Regions from separate parts of the Homo sapiens genome. Here region 2 is linked to region 1. The links are chromatin contacts, found by Hi-C or POLR2A ChIA-PET in ENCODE. All regions are on one chromosome and are shown on one strand. Each heading gives the region's core, a stretch centred on a gene start or an enhancer-like site at or near the end of the contact. The rest is flanking DNA. Distances are from core to core; before and after follow the strand shown. Region 1 has its middle 22 kb from the start of PAFAH1B1. Region 2 overlaps SGSM2 (small G protein signaling modulator 2).

Region 1 (6,348 bases), core at 1,941-4,440:
AAAAGCAGCAAGATGACTGGAAAGATTCAGGAATTGGGAGCAGTGAATAACTCAAAGTGCAGTGGAGGTTGGTGCTGAACATCAGCATTAGCTGACAATTTGTAAAAGAAGCAGTTCCTGGCCAGGTGCCATGGCTCACGCCTATAATCTCAGCACTTTGGGAGACCAAGGAGGGTGTATCACGAGGTCAAGAGATCGAGACCATCCTGGCTAACACAGTGAAACCCTGTCTCTACGAAAAAGAACACAAAAAATTAGCCAGGTGTGGTGGCACGGGCCTGTAGTCCCAGCTATTCGGGAGGCTGAGGCAGGAGAATCACTTTAACCTGAGAGGCGGAGGTTGCAGTGAGCCGAGATCGAGTCACTGCACTCCAGCCTGGGTGACAGGGCTAGAGTCCGTCTCATAAATAAAATGAAATAATAAAAAACAGATGTTCAAACTCACTGGTAATCAATGAAATGCAAGTTAAAACAATGAGATACCATTTTATACCTCGCAGAGGGACAAAAATTAGAGTTAGAAAATAGCAGGGTGAAAATTGGAGAAATGATCATCCTTTTGTCTCATTATGGGAGTGCAAACTGGTGCAGATATTTAAGAAACAAATGTGGCTGAATTGGGGAAGTCAAGGATATAAGACCCAGCAACCAGCAATCTCAGCCTGGGTTGGGAGGTGAATTCTGTACATCTGAGAGTTCGCCCATCCACAAGGGGTCGTGTACAAGGATGTTCACTGCAGATTTGTTGTAAAAATGAGGAGGTGGTGTCCATCACTAATGGAATATTTGGGTGCATCTCATGTGCTGCTGCTCAGCGGTAGGACCCAGGAGCGAGGTGGACAGGCAGCGGCCGGAGGAGGTCAGAAAAACAGTGCTGGGGCTGGACGCAGTGGCTCACGCCTGTAATCCCAGCACTTTGGGAGGCAGAGGCGGGTGGATCACTTGAGGTCAGGAGTTCCAGACCAGCCTGGCCAACATGGTAAAACCCCGTCTCTACTAAAAATACAAAAATTATCTGTGCGTGGTGGCGCACCTGTTATCCCCACCTACTATGGAGGCTGAGGCAGGAGAATCGCTTGAACCCGGGAGGCGGAGGTTGCAGTGAGCCGATACTGTGCCACTGCACTCCAGCCTGGGCGACAGAGTGAGACTCCATCTCAAACAAACAAACAAACAAACAAACATAAAAACAGTGTTGGAAAGGAATAGAAAAAGATTCTTGGACCCATACTGTTTATTTAAATAGAAAACATACAACATATGTGGCTTTTATTGCAGAAATAATAAAAATAGAAAAGAAAAGAAGCCGGGCACGGTGGCTCAAGCCTGTAATCCCAGCACTTTGGGAGGCCGAGGCGGGCAGATCACCTGAGGTCAGGAGTTTGAGACCAACCTGACCAACATGGAGAAATCCTGTCTCTACTAAAAATACAAAAAATTAGCCGGGCATGGTGGTGGGCACCTGTAATCCCAGCTACTAGGGAGGCTGAGGTAAGAAAATCGCTTGAACCCATGAGGCAGAGGTTGCAGTGAGCCAAGATCGCACCACTGCACTCCAGCCTGGGCAACAAGAGCAAACTCTGTGTTAAAAAAAAAAAAAAAGAAAAAGAAAAAGAAAAAGAAATCAAAAAGAAAAAAAAAACCATACACACAAAACAGGAGTATGTTTTTTACTACACCTATGTTTCCAAGAAACACATAATGGTGGGTGTTTATGTGGGAGGGGAAGGGGAATGTGGACCAAGAGTAAGGGTGGGGTTCAAATGAATGGGAGACCGTGAAAGACCATGGGCACCATGAGTGGATGAACCTGATGAGCTCAACTCTCCGCACACAAGACAGCCGCAGCCCCCAGTAGCCTTTTTCATGCAATTTCAGCAAAAACCTCAGTGGAATTTCTGGAGGACTTTGCAATATAATTCTAAAGATTTTCTGGAAGAATACATTATGAAAGAAAAATTTGAAAACTTTGAAAAAGAAGATCATCTATCCGTGACTTGGCCTACCAGATAATAGAATGTATAAATAATGCAGCAGTCACTAGAACAGTATGCTATGTGCACACTGGAATGGACAGAAGAATCAATAGAAGAGAAAAAACGGGCAGAAATAGACCTCAAAAATTATCAAAAGCTATTAGATATTAAGAGTGGCGTCAATCGGCCAGGCACCAAAGCTCACGCCTGTAATCCCAGCGCTTTGGGAGGCCAAGGTGTGTGGATCACTTGAGGTCAGGAGTTTGAGACCAGCCTGGCCAACATGGCAAAACCCCATCTCTACTGAAAATACAAAAATTAGCCAGGCATGTGGTGGTGCACACCTGTAGTCCCAGCTACTCAGGAGGCTGAGGCAGAAGAGTTGCTTGAACCCGGGAGGCGGAGGTTGCAGTGAGCGGAGACCGAGCTACTGCACTCTAGCCTGGGTGACAGAGCGAGACTCGGTCTCAAGAAAAAATAAAAAAATAATATACAAAAAATTAGTCGGGCATGGTGGCATGCACCTGTAATCCTAGCTACTCAGGAGGCTGAGGCAGGAGAATCGCTTGAATCCAGGAAGCGGAGGCTGCAGTGAGCCAAGACTGTGCCACTGCACTCCAGCCTGGGCAACAAGAGTGAAACTCTGTCTCAAAAAAAAAAAAAAAATTGTGGCATCAACCAGTGGGGGAAAGGCTGAATTGACAAATGATACCAGAAAAAATGACTAAAAATTTGAGAGTAAAGGTAGAAAAATACAGAGCAATGATTAAGACCCTTGAAAGTAAGATGGGGCAACATAGGGAGACCCCATCTCTACGAATAATCTTTAAAAAACTAACCAGGCTTGGTGGCACACACCTGTGGTCTCAGCTACTCAGGAGGCTGAAGTGGAAGATCAACTGAGCCTGGGAGGTTGAGGCTTCAGTGACCTATGATCGTGCCCCTGCACTCCAGCCTAGGTGACAGAGGAGACGCTGTCACACATACACACACAAAGACCTTTGAAAGTAAACAGACTTGGGGTTTGAATGCCAGTTTTGCCACTGATTAGCTGTGTAAATTGCAGGCAAGATCCTTAACTTCCCAAAGCCTAATTTCTCCCATATTTAAAAGCAAGGTAATAAAAATGACTACCTCACATGATTATGAGGATTAAAAGGGATAATGAGTATACAAAAGTAAAACCACGGTGCCTATTACACAGAATGTGCCTCATACAAGTTAGTTATTTTTATGTCTACTCTGTACCACATGCAAAGTAAGGTGCAAAATGAAACCATAAATGTTCTAGAAAGAAAATGAGTACTATTATGATTGTGGGTGGTAGAGGACTTCCTAAATATGGCCCTAAGGGTGGAAAACAGGAAGGAAAAGATAATAGTTCTGACTACCAAAACAAAACAAAAAGCCCACCACATTCTTTTTCTTTTGAGACAGGGTCTCGCTCTGTAGCCCAGGCAGTGCAGCAGCAAGATCTCAGCTCACCCACAGGTTCCTCCTCTCAGGTCTGAGCAATTCTCCCGCGTCAGACTCTGGAGTACCTGGGAGATTTTTGCTTTTTTTTTTTTTTTGAGACGGAATTTCACTCGTCACCCAGGCTGGAGTGCAATGGCGCAATCTTGGCTCACTGCAACCTCCACCTCCCGGGTTCAAGTGATTATTCTGCCTCAGCCTCCTGAGTAGCTGGGATTACAAGCACCCGCCACCACGTCCGGCTAATTTTTGTATTTTCAGTAGACATGGGGTTTCACCATGTTGGCCAAGCTGGTCTCGAACACCTGACCTCAGGTGATCCACCCACCTCGTCCTCCCAAAGTGCTGGGATTATAAGTGTGAGCCAACGCGCCCAGCCCTAATTTTTGCATTTTTGTAGAAACAAGGTTTTACCATGTTGGCCAGTCTGGTCTCAAACTCCTGGCCTCAAGTGATTCACCTGCCTTGGCCTCCCAAAGTGCTGGGATTACAGGCATCAGCCACCACATCTGGCTCACCATGCTTTTTGGTGCCAAAATCTCTTCACAAAGTCGAAACACAAATGGCAAACTGGGGGAAATGCTTGCAACATATGTAATAGACAAATGGTTTATGGTCTCTTACTAATCTATGAGGAAAAGGTGGATACGACAATAGAAAAATGCACCAAGAACATTGACAAATAAACAGGCTGGGCGTGACAGCCCCACGCCTGTAAACCCAACACTTTGAGAGCCCACAGCAAGTGGATTGCTTGAGTCCAGTAGTTCGAGACCAGCTTGGGCAACATGGCAAAACCCCGTCTCTACCAAAAACAAAAAACAAAACAAAAAAACATAAACAAAAAAGAGGTTACAAATATATAAATGGGGGGGATGGCGGGGCGTGGTGGCTCACGCCTGTAATCCCTTTGGGAGGCACTTTGGGAGGCCGAGGCGGGCGGATCACCTGAGGTCGGGAGTTTGAGACCAGCCTGACCAACATGGTGAAACCCCATCTCTACTAAAAATACAAAATTAGCCGGGCATGGTAGCACACGCCTGTAATCCCAGCTACTCGGGAGTCTGAGGCAGGAGAATCGCTTGAACCTGAGAGGCAGAGGTTGCAGTGAGCCAAGATTGCGCCATTGCACTCCAGCATGGGCAACAAGAGTGAAACTGTGTCTCAAAAAAAAAAAACAATAAAAAAAAATTAATGAGGAGGGACGTTCGACCTCCCTAATAAAGAATATAAATGAAAAGAAATCCCATTTATCAAATATTAAATTAGTACAATACGTTTTTATGATACTATTTCATTTCACTAAGCATACTTTTGTTTTGTTTTGTTTTTGAGGTGGAGTCCCCCTCTGTCACCAGGCTGGGGTGCAGTGGTGCGATCTCAGCTCACTGTAACTTCCAACTCCCAGGTTCAAGCGATCCTCCTGCCTCAGCCTCCTGAGTAGCTGGGACTACAGGTGTGCACCACCATGCCCACCTAATTTTTTGTATTTTTAGTAGAGACGGGGTTTCACCACATTGGCCAGGATGGTCTCCATCTCTTGACCTCGTGATACACCCACCTCAGCCTCCCAAAGTGCTGGGATTACAAGCGTGAGCCACCGTGCCCCACCTTGTTTTTCTTTTTTGAGACAGAGTCTCGCTCTGTCACCCAGGTTGGAGTGCAGTGGTGCGATCTTGGCTCACTGCAAACTCTGCCTCCCGGGTTGACGCCATTCTCCTGCCTCAGCCTCCCGAGTAGCTGGGACTACAGGCACCTGCCACCATGCCCGGCTAATTTTTGGTATTTTTAGTAGAGACGGGGTTTCACTGTGTTTGCCAGGATGGTCTCGATCTCCTGACCTGGTTATCTGCCCGCCTCGGTCTCCCAAAGTGCTGGGATTACAGGCCTGAGCCACCGCGCCCGGCAATTTGTTTATTTTTAGTAGAGACAGAGTCTGGTCATGTTGCCCACACTCATCTTGAAATCCTGGGCTTAAGTGATCCTCCCGCTTTGACCTCCCAATACGCCAGAATTATAGGTGCCCGGCCTTATTCCTTTTTATGACTGAATAATATTCCATTGTATGTATTAATATATATCATATTTTTGTGGTGGCATGCACCTGCTACTTGGGAGGCTGAGGCAGGAGAATCACTTGAACTTGGGAGGTGGAGGTTGCAGTGAGCCGAGATCACGCCGCTGCTCTCCAGCCTGGGCGACAGGGTCAGACTCTGTCTCAGAAAAAAAAAAAGAAAAAAAAAGGAAAATAATATATACCACATTTTGTTTATGCATTCATCTTCAATGGACATTTGAGTTGTTTCCAGCTTTTGGCTATTGTGAATAATGCTACTGTTTGAGTCCTGGCTTTCAACTCTTTTGGCTATACACCTGGCTGTAGAATTGCTGGACCATATGTTTATTCTGTGTTTAACTTTTTGAGAAACTGCCAAACTTGTTTTTGTTTTAAATGTCAGGTTTATTAAGAAATGATTTACATGCAGTAAAATTCACTTTTTAGGTATACAGTTCTATGAGTTTTTTTTTTTTCTTTTTTTTTTTGAGACAGTTTCACTCTTGTTGAGCAGGCTGGAGTGCAATGGCACGATCTCAGCTCACCGCAACCTCTGCCTCCCAGGTTCAAGGGATTCTCCTGCCTCAGCCTCCTGAGTAGCTGGGACTACAAGCATGTGCCACCACGCCCGGCTAATTTTGTATTTTTAGTAGAGACAGGGTTTCTCTATGTTTGTCAGGCTGGTCTCAAACTCCCAACCTCAGGTGATCTGCCCGTCTCGGCCTCTCAAAGTGCTGGGATTACAGGTGTGAGCCACCGCACCCAGTCAGTTCTATGAGTTTTGCCCAATACAGGCAGTTGTATAACTGTCACCACAATCAAAATATAGTATAGCTCGGCCAG
Region 2 (6,348 bases), core at 1,059-3,558, 190 kb before region 1:
TATCTGTCGCAGACATCTGCCATGTCCCTGAGACTGCGGGAGGCAGGGGATGCATGGGTGTCCCCATCTGTCCCTGGTGAGAAGCAAGGCTAGCTCTGCCTTCCACATGCTTCTCAGGATGCCAAGAGGCCTAGGAACCCAGAAACCCCCTTGGAGGAGCTGTGTATGCGGGGGTGCCAGGAAGGGCATAGCTCCTGCCCCCAGGCCTAGGCATGCTGCTTGCTCGGCCATCCCCACTTCCTCCTCTACCCCAACACATGCAGGCTAGGCCTTGCCCTGGAACATGGAGGCCCTGCCCGGGGCTGGGGCCTAGTCCAGCAGCCACCAAAGTCTGGCAGACTTTCTGCATTTGAGAAACATGACAAAGGGCCCCGCAGCCCTTCTGCACCCAGCACAGCCTGCCCAGCCCAGCCCTGCCCCCGGGCACTGCACAGCCTGTCTGGGGGCCAGACCACCCCATTGTCCATCCTTGTTGTCCGTGAGTCCTTGGCCTCCACCAAGCACGTGTGGCCATTGTGTGCCTGCCTTAGTGACTCCGTGGTTTTGTGAGGAGCAGAGTGTGTATGATTTTTGCCTCAGAAACTATACTCTTCTGTGTAACAGACCAATAAACAACATTTGTCAACACTGGAGCCTCTGGGACTGGACACTGAGAGACCACGTGCCTTCTTTAAGCTCCACAGTCGGCCAGCCCCAAAAGGCGAGGACGGCAAAAAACTAAAGTTTCCAAGAGAGGTACTCCAGCCGCCAGTCTGGAGGGTGTGGGCTGGTCAGGAAGTCAGGGTGATTTGATAGCCAAACCTCAAGTACTCAGCGCCCTTGAGGGGACCTCACCCCAGAGTCATGGCCCCATCTCACGATGACCAGTGGCCCCTCTAGCCTGTGGATGAGAGAAGGTCCCTGTCCCATCCCTACCCCCTGCCTGCCCTACTGACCAGGCTGCAATGAGAAGCTGGAGCTTGACTATGCCACTGCAGCTGATGGCAACGGAGCTGCCCCTGTGGGTGTGGCTCTCACCCCGAGCACTGTCTGAGAGGCCGGAGGGGAGTGTCAGGAGGAGTCAGACCCTGCTGAGCTATAGACAGGCCCAGCTGTAACGGGTCTGCACCTCTCTTCCTGCCCTTCCCCAACCCGAGTGCTACTGGTCCCATCGTCGATGGCTCCAGGGAGAAGACACCAGTCACACAACATGTCTTCTACCCTAGAGGACACTGGCTTCCTGGACATTAGGGCCTGTTTTCCACTCACTCAAAGCTGAAGACCCCAGCCCATGGTCCTAGCAGGCTGAACCCAGCTTTATTATACAGAGAGAGAGACAGACAGATAGACAGACACAGAGTCTTGCTATCTCTCCCAGAATGGAGTGCAATGGTATGATCATGGCTCACTGCAGCCTTGAACTCCTAGGCTCAAGCGATCCTCCCAACTCAGCCTCCCAAGTAGCCAGGGATGCAGGCCCCCATCATGGCAGTTTTTCTATCTTTTTGGTAGAGGCAGAGGCTCACTGTTGCTCAGGCTAGTCTTGAACTCTGGCCTCAAGCAGTCCACCCACTTGGCCTCCCGAAGTGCTGGGATTACAGGCTTGAGCCACTGCATCTGGCCCTGAACCCAGCTTTTAGGAAAGAGTGCAAACTAGTGGCCAGAGCTACCCAAAGAAACCAGTTGGTGCAGAGAGAGCTCTGGGGCCAGGGAACTTGATGAGCCCTTCAGGGGAACACCCCCGACCCGCCAGCCGACTCTGTTGCCTGGAGGAGTCAGAATTCCTTTGCTGTGACCACCTAAAGGAAATTTCACCTAGCCTGGGAGTAACCCTTCACACACTTCCGTCCTGCCCTACTCCCCCTGACTACTGGACTGGGATCCTGGGACCAGAGGGGATCCCACAGCTTTTCAAAACGATGGGACAGCTGGGGCGGGAAGAGCAAGCAGCACAGTGGGCTCTCCAAACACCATCTCAAGGAACCTTTGCAATCTGGAAAGTCAGGTCTTCCTCTTACAGAGCAGGAGCTGGTAAATGGAAGCACCTGGATTCATACTTTATCCTGACCACAGGCCCCTTTCTTATAAGCTCCAGCTGAGCCATGGGTGAGTGAGAACTGTGGGTGAGGGGGAGCTTTGAGTACAGCTTCTGCCTAAAGATTTAGTGACAGCCCTCAGATGACAGCCAAGTTATCACTGCCTGGGGAGGGTCTTCATCTGTGTTCCCAGTGGGCACAGGGCCTGGCACTGAGCATGCACCCAGGAAGGGTTAACCCTCACCCTATCCCTTCCCTAAAGCGTCGCTTAGTGAGCTAATGGAAGTGACCCAGCTCTTCCAGGAGCTACCAGCAGAGGGAGCCCGCGTCTCACAAGTAAAAAGGGCAGGCTCAGTAGGGAGGGCTGGATTCCGAACTTTCATTTTAATTAAAAAAATTTTTTTTGAGACAGAGTCTCGCTCTGTCTCCCAGGCTGGAGTGCAGTGGCGCAATCTCGGCTCACTGCAGCCTCCACCCCCCGGGTTCAAGTGATTCTCCTGCCTCAGCCTCCTGAGTAGCTGGGATCATAGGCATGCACCACCATGCCCGGCTCATTTTTGTATTTTTAGTAGAGAAGGGTTTTTGCCATGTTGGCCAGGCTGGTCTCGAACTCCAGACCTCAGGTGATCTGCCCACCTAAGCCTCCCGAAGTGCTGGGATTACAGGCGTGTGCCACCGTGCCCGGCCTGAACTTTTTGAAGTCAACTCTTCTCTTTCAGAAAACAGGACCCAAGACAGCACTCCCTTCCTCAAGGATAACCCCTACCCACCCCACCTCAGGAAGAGACGCAGAGTCAGTCTCCCCTGTGGGGACTGGGAGTCAGTCAGGTACTGTCAGGGTGGAAATGAGAAGCTGGGCCCCCTTGCCCAGCCTGGTCTCCAGCAAGGCCTAGCTAGTGGCTCCCTGACCTCACTTCCCACACCACCTCCTCCCATGACAGCCTGCCCAGGGAGAGAAGACACAGCCACAGGGACAAGGGGCTTCCAGCCCAGCTGAGAACACGGCTCTTTGCCCCTGACCTCCAGCCTCTTCTTCCCCTTGTTCCTTTCCCTTAGAGGACAGCTTTATGGACTCCCCGGCTGACCTGTTGTAACTGCACCCCCAGAGCAGCCCCTCAGGAAGCTCTCACCCTCTGTGCCCAATCCCTGGGGCAACTCCCCTGTACCTTTTTTATTGGATCCGAGTCTAGGACTGGCCCCAGGTGCCACAAGGGTGGCAGATGCTGGGTAAGAACTCTGTACCCAGTTCAGAGGTCTGACTGCAGCTCCAACGAAGTCTCCAGCTAGCCGTGTGGCCTCAACAAGTCACTGGGCCACCTCAATCCTGTTTCCTTATCTGCCAAAATGGGGCTAAGTCTGGCTTATTTACTTCACTTGGCTGTTGAAAGATGAAACAAGATAATGCTTGTAAAATGGTCTGAGGAAATACGAAGCTTTGCAAAAGTTTCAGACCGACCAGAACTGCCATTTTCAGAGCGGCGGAGGCACCGGGTCAGAGCCGCTTGAGGACTATGCTGGGCAGACAGGGTCGAGACAGGTGATCTCACCGCTCCTGCCACATGCTTCCCTACAGGCCTCAGCCTCCTTTTGCAATAAAATGACCCAGATGCTGCAGGCTGGCAGCTCCATCTCAGGTTTCAGTGCAGGTTTATTTCAGTTTTATATTTTATTCCAGGCAAGTGCTTATTACATGGATAGTATTCATGTCTCGGTAACTAAAGTCTTGGAGCATGAACAGCCACTAGAATACAGTTCAATAGTAAAAATACAGTATGTACAAAATTAGGGTTTTTGTAGTTTTTTTTTTTTTCCACACAGCAGATGTATCCAAACACATAAAAATCTCTACAGTCTGGGGTCGCTACAGTTTATATTTCAGGAAACAGAGACACAGTGGCCGAGTCCTCACTGTAAACAAGGGCCACCTCTGGGGGTTGGGGGTGGGACCCTGGGATGGGGGGAGAAGCAGCTGTTTCTGGAGAGAGAAGGGGTCATGGTGGCCCCCCAGTTACCCTCCAGGCATTCCCTGCCTTCTTTGGCCCCCCAAGGAACCAACCTCCCCCTCTCCCCGAGGTAAGGACTCCCAGCCAGTGAGCCACTCTGAACATCAAAAGGTAAAACACGCATGAGAGGTAAGATGTGTGCGTGTGCGTGCGTGTGTGTGTGTGTGTGTGTGTGTGTGTGTCCCAGGCTGGAAGGGCTAGGGAGGGAGGGCCAGGCGGTCCCACAGGGTGAGGACAGATGTGGTCCCGACAGCACTCTGGGGGAGACGCCCAAGGAAGGGCTGGGTGGTGACTGCCCACTTGGGCACACAGCATCACAGCGTTCACAAACGACAAGAAAAACAGCAACACCCATCGTCACCAATCTGGACATAGTCATTCGGCACTAGATTTGCAGGCCCCCGATGCTGGGGGACAGGGACGGGGAGGGGCAGCGGGTGGATGATGAGGTATCTGTGCAGGCCCGGGGGCCACTGGCCTCAGGATGCAGGGAGAGGTGGGCAGGCTGAGGGGAGGGGCGAGCTCCACGAGGCTGCTCTAACTGCCCCGTGGGTCAGGCCTGCCATCGCTGTCACAATGGGAATAGCAAAGCTGGCTCTCCCAGAGCCACGGGGTCTGGCGGAGGTGGCTGTGCTGGGGTGGGTACAGGGCTCAGCCTCTGAGGATGGTGACCTGGTTTGTAACTGTCCCTTTACCCACACCAGGAGAGAGAAATAAGGAACAGTCCCCTGGGAGGTGTCCAGGACCAGGAGGGAACAGGAAGGGAATTTTTAGGCATCTAAGGATTCTTTATTTCCAGAGAAAATCTATTCAAGACCTTTGCTGACCTCCTCTGTGCCTGCAGGGCACTCCAGGAAATCCTCAGCTCTGTCCCCTCCCCCCGGCCCCCTCGCCGGCCCAGGCCCCTGCCCCAGCCCATCAGTGTGAGCTTCACATCCAGGGACACCGGCTTCCTCCCGCTACACTGAAAGGCCACTGGTGAGTGTGTGTCCAGGTGGGGAGCCGAGCGTGTCTGACACAAAGCCACTTGTAATAAACACCCACATACAAGGAAAGGCCAAAGCAGGCTGCCCAGAGGCAGAGAAAGCCGCATCCTAACACAGAGCCCCTGACTCCTCCCCCTTCCACGCTCAGCCCTGTCCTTGACCCAACCAAGGACCTCTTCTCAGAGAAAGGTGCTGCTGCTCTGCAGCTCCCCGGGCAGGGCCCACTCAAAAGCGTCCCCGGGAGAAGCAGGGTGTTGAGGGGATGGGAGGACAGAGGCAAAGGGGCTGGAGCAGAAGCAGCAGCCCTAGCTCTGGCCCTCTGTTCTGTATAGGTCCCAGGGTTGGTCTGGGGACAGGCTTAGGGCTTGGCTAAGCCGCTGGGTTTTTACCTTCCTGATGTCTCAACGATGTGGCTTCTATGCTCCTGGAAACAAGACCAGATGCTGGTCCATGTCTCCCAAACTGCAGGAGGCACCCAAACCCACAGGCCGCCAGGCCCACCTGTCCCTTGGAGCAGTGCCCAGCACTCAGCAGAGGTCAGAGATCAGGGGCTGAACGCAGGACAGCGCCCCTCTTTGCTGCCTTCTGGAAGCCAAGAGCCAAGCCCAGGGCTGGGGACTGGGGACTGGGGACAGGGGCCCAGTGGCTCTCCTCCCATCCAGACCCAGGCTGCAGGGGACGGGGAAGGGGAAGGACAGCCAAGTCCCTCCTTCCCCACCTCAGCCTGCCCTCCTGAGGTCCAGAGCCCAGTGGCAGGGATTGGGGTGAGGGCACAGGAAGCTTGGCAGTGGCTGGGTTTGGTTTATTGTTGGTAGAGAATCATTTTAAGTAGTATCTACGGTAACGAATCACAGTGACTGCAACCGGGTCAGAGAGCCCCAGGCTGAGGCCCCACCTGTCCGGGTGGGACTCCAGACCAGCCACTTCCTATGATCTGTCACCTGTGCTCAGAGCAAGGCCCCTTATCACCCCAATCCGCAGCTTTCTGGGCCAAGTGGCTTCAGTTCTGCTTTCCCCATTTCCCCTCCAAAGGCCTGGGAAGAGAACATGAGGCTCCGGAGGAAAGCCGGGGGCCTGGGCCACCTCACCAGACAGCAATAGCAGCAGCAGCACACGAAGGCGGGGCAGGGCGGGGGAGAAGTCAGGGAGCGTGACGTCCACATCGCACTGATTTCCGAGGGTAGGGAGGGGAAGCAGGAGCGGCACTGGAGCTGGCACTGGGCCGGACAGGTGGCACATTCCATCAGAGTCTCGCATTTTCTCAGAGTCATCTTACCAAGTCCTAGTGCAGCAGGGTGGCCCTTCCCTCCCTTGGCTCAGAGTCTTTGCACCCCCTTCCCCTAG

The links. A loop is a pair of places that touch in the nucleus more often than their neighbours do. ChIA-PET counts read pairs that join two places held with the same protein, here RNA polymerase II (POLR2A). Pooled maps may share reads with other maps.
Region 2: a pooled map shows a loop between it and region 1 (3-fold over the local background). The contact joins two enhancer-like sites. A Hi-C loop is called at or near these places in 1 of 168 maps with a recorded cell type or tissue (sciatic nerve) and 2 of 50 pooled maps. POLR2A ChIA-PET finds 5 or more read pairs at or near these places in 2 of 52 experiments (activated CD4-positive, alpha-beta T cell and activated T-cell).

The regions. Positions count from the first base shown.
Region 1 is chr17:2,568,946-2,575,293 of GRCh38, forward strand. No RefSeq gene overlaps it. Among named protein-coding and RNA genes, the nearest start is that of PAFAH1B1, 22 kb to the right of the region's middle. Within about 2 kb of position 3,191, at least 2 of the 41 ENCODE cell types and tissues checked have a DNase peak (open chromatin) inside an H3K27ac peak, as active enhancers do.
Region 2 is chr17:2,380,428-2,386,775 of GRCh38, forward strand. It overlaps SGSM2 (small G protein signaling modulator 2), which reads left to right. Exons shown (of 24, transcript NM_014853.3): 24 at 1-627. It overlaps MNT (MAX network transcriptional repressor), which reads right to left. Exons shown (of 6, transcript NM_020310.3): 6 at 3,646-6,348. Among named protein-coding and RNA genes, the nearest start is that of MNT, 17 kb to the right of the region's middle. RefSeq lists enhancers at 2,394-2,603, 5,556-6,348. Within about 2 kb of position 2,309, at least 6 of the 41 ENCODE cell types and tissues checked have a DNase peak (open chromatin) inside an H3K27ac peak, as active enhancers do.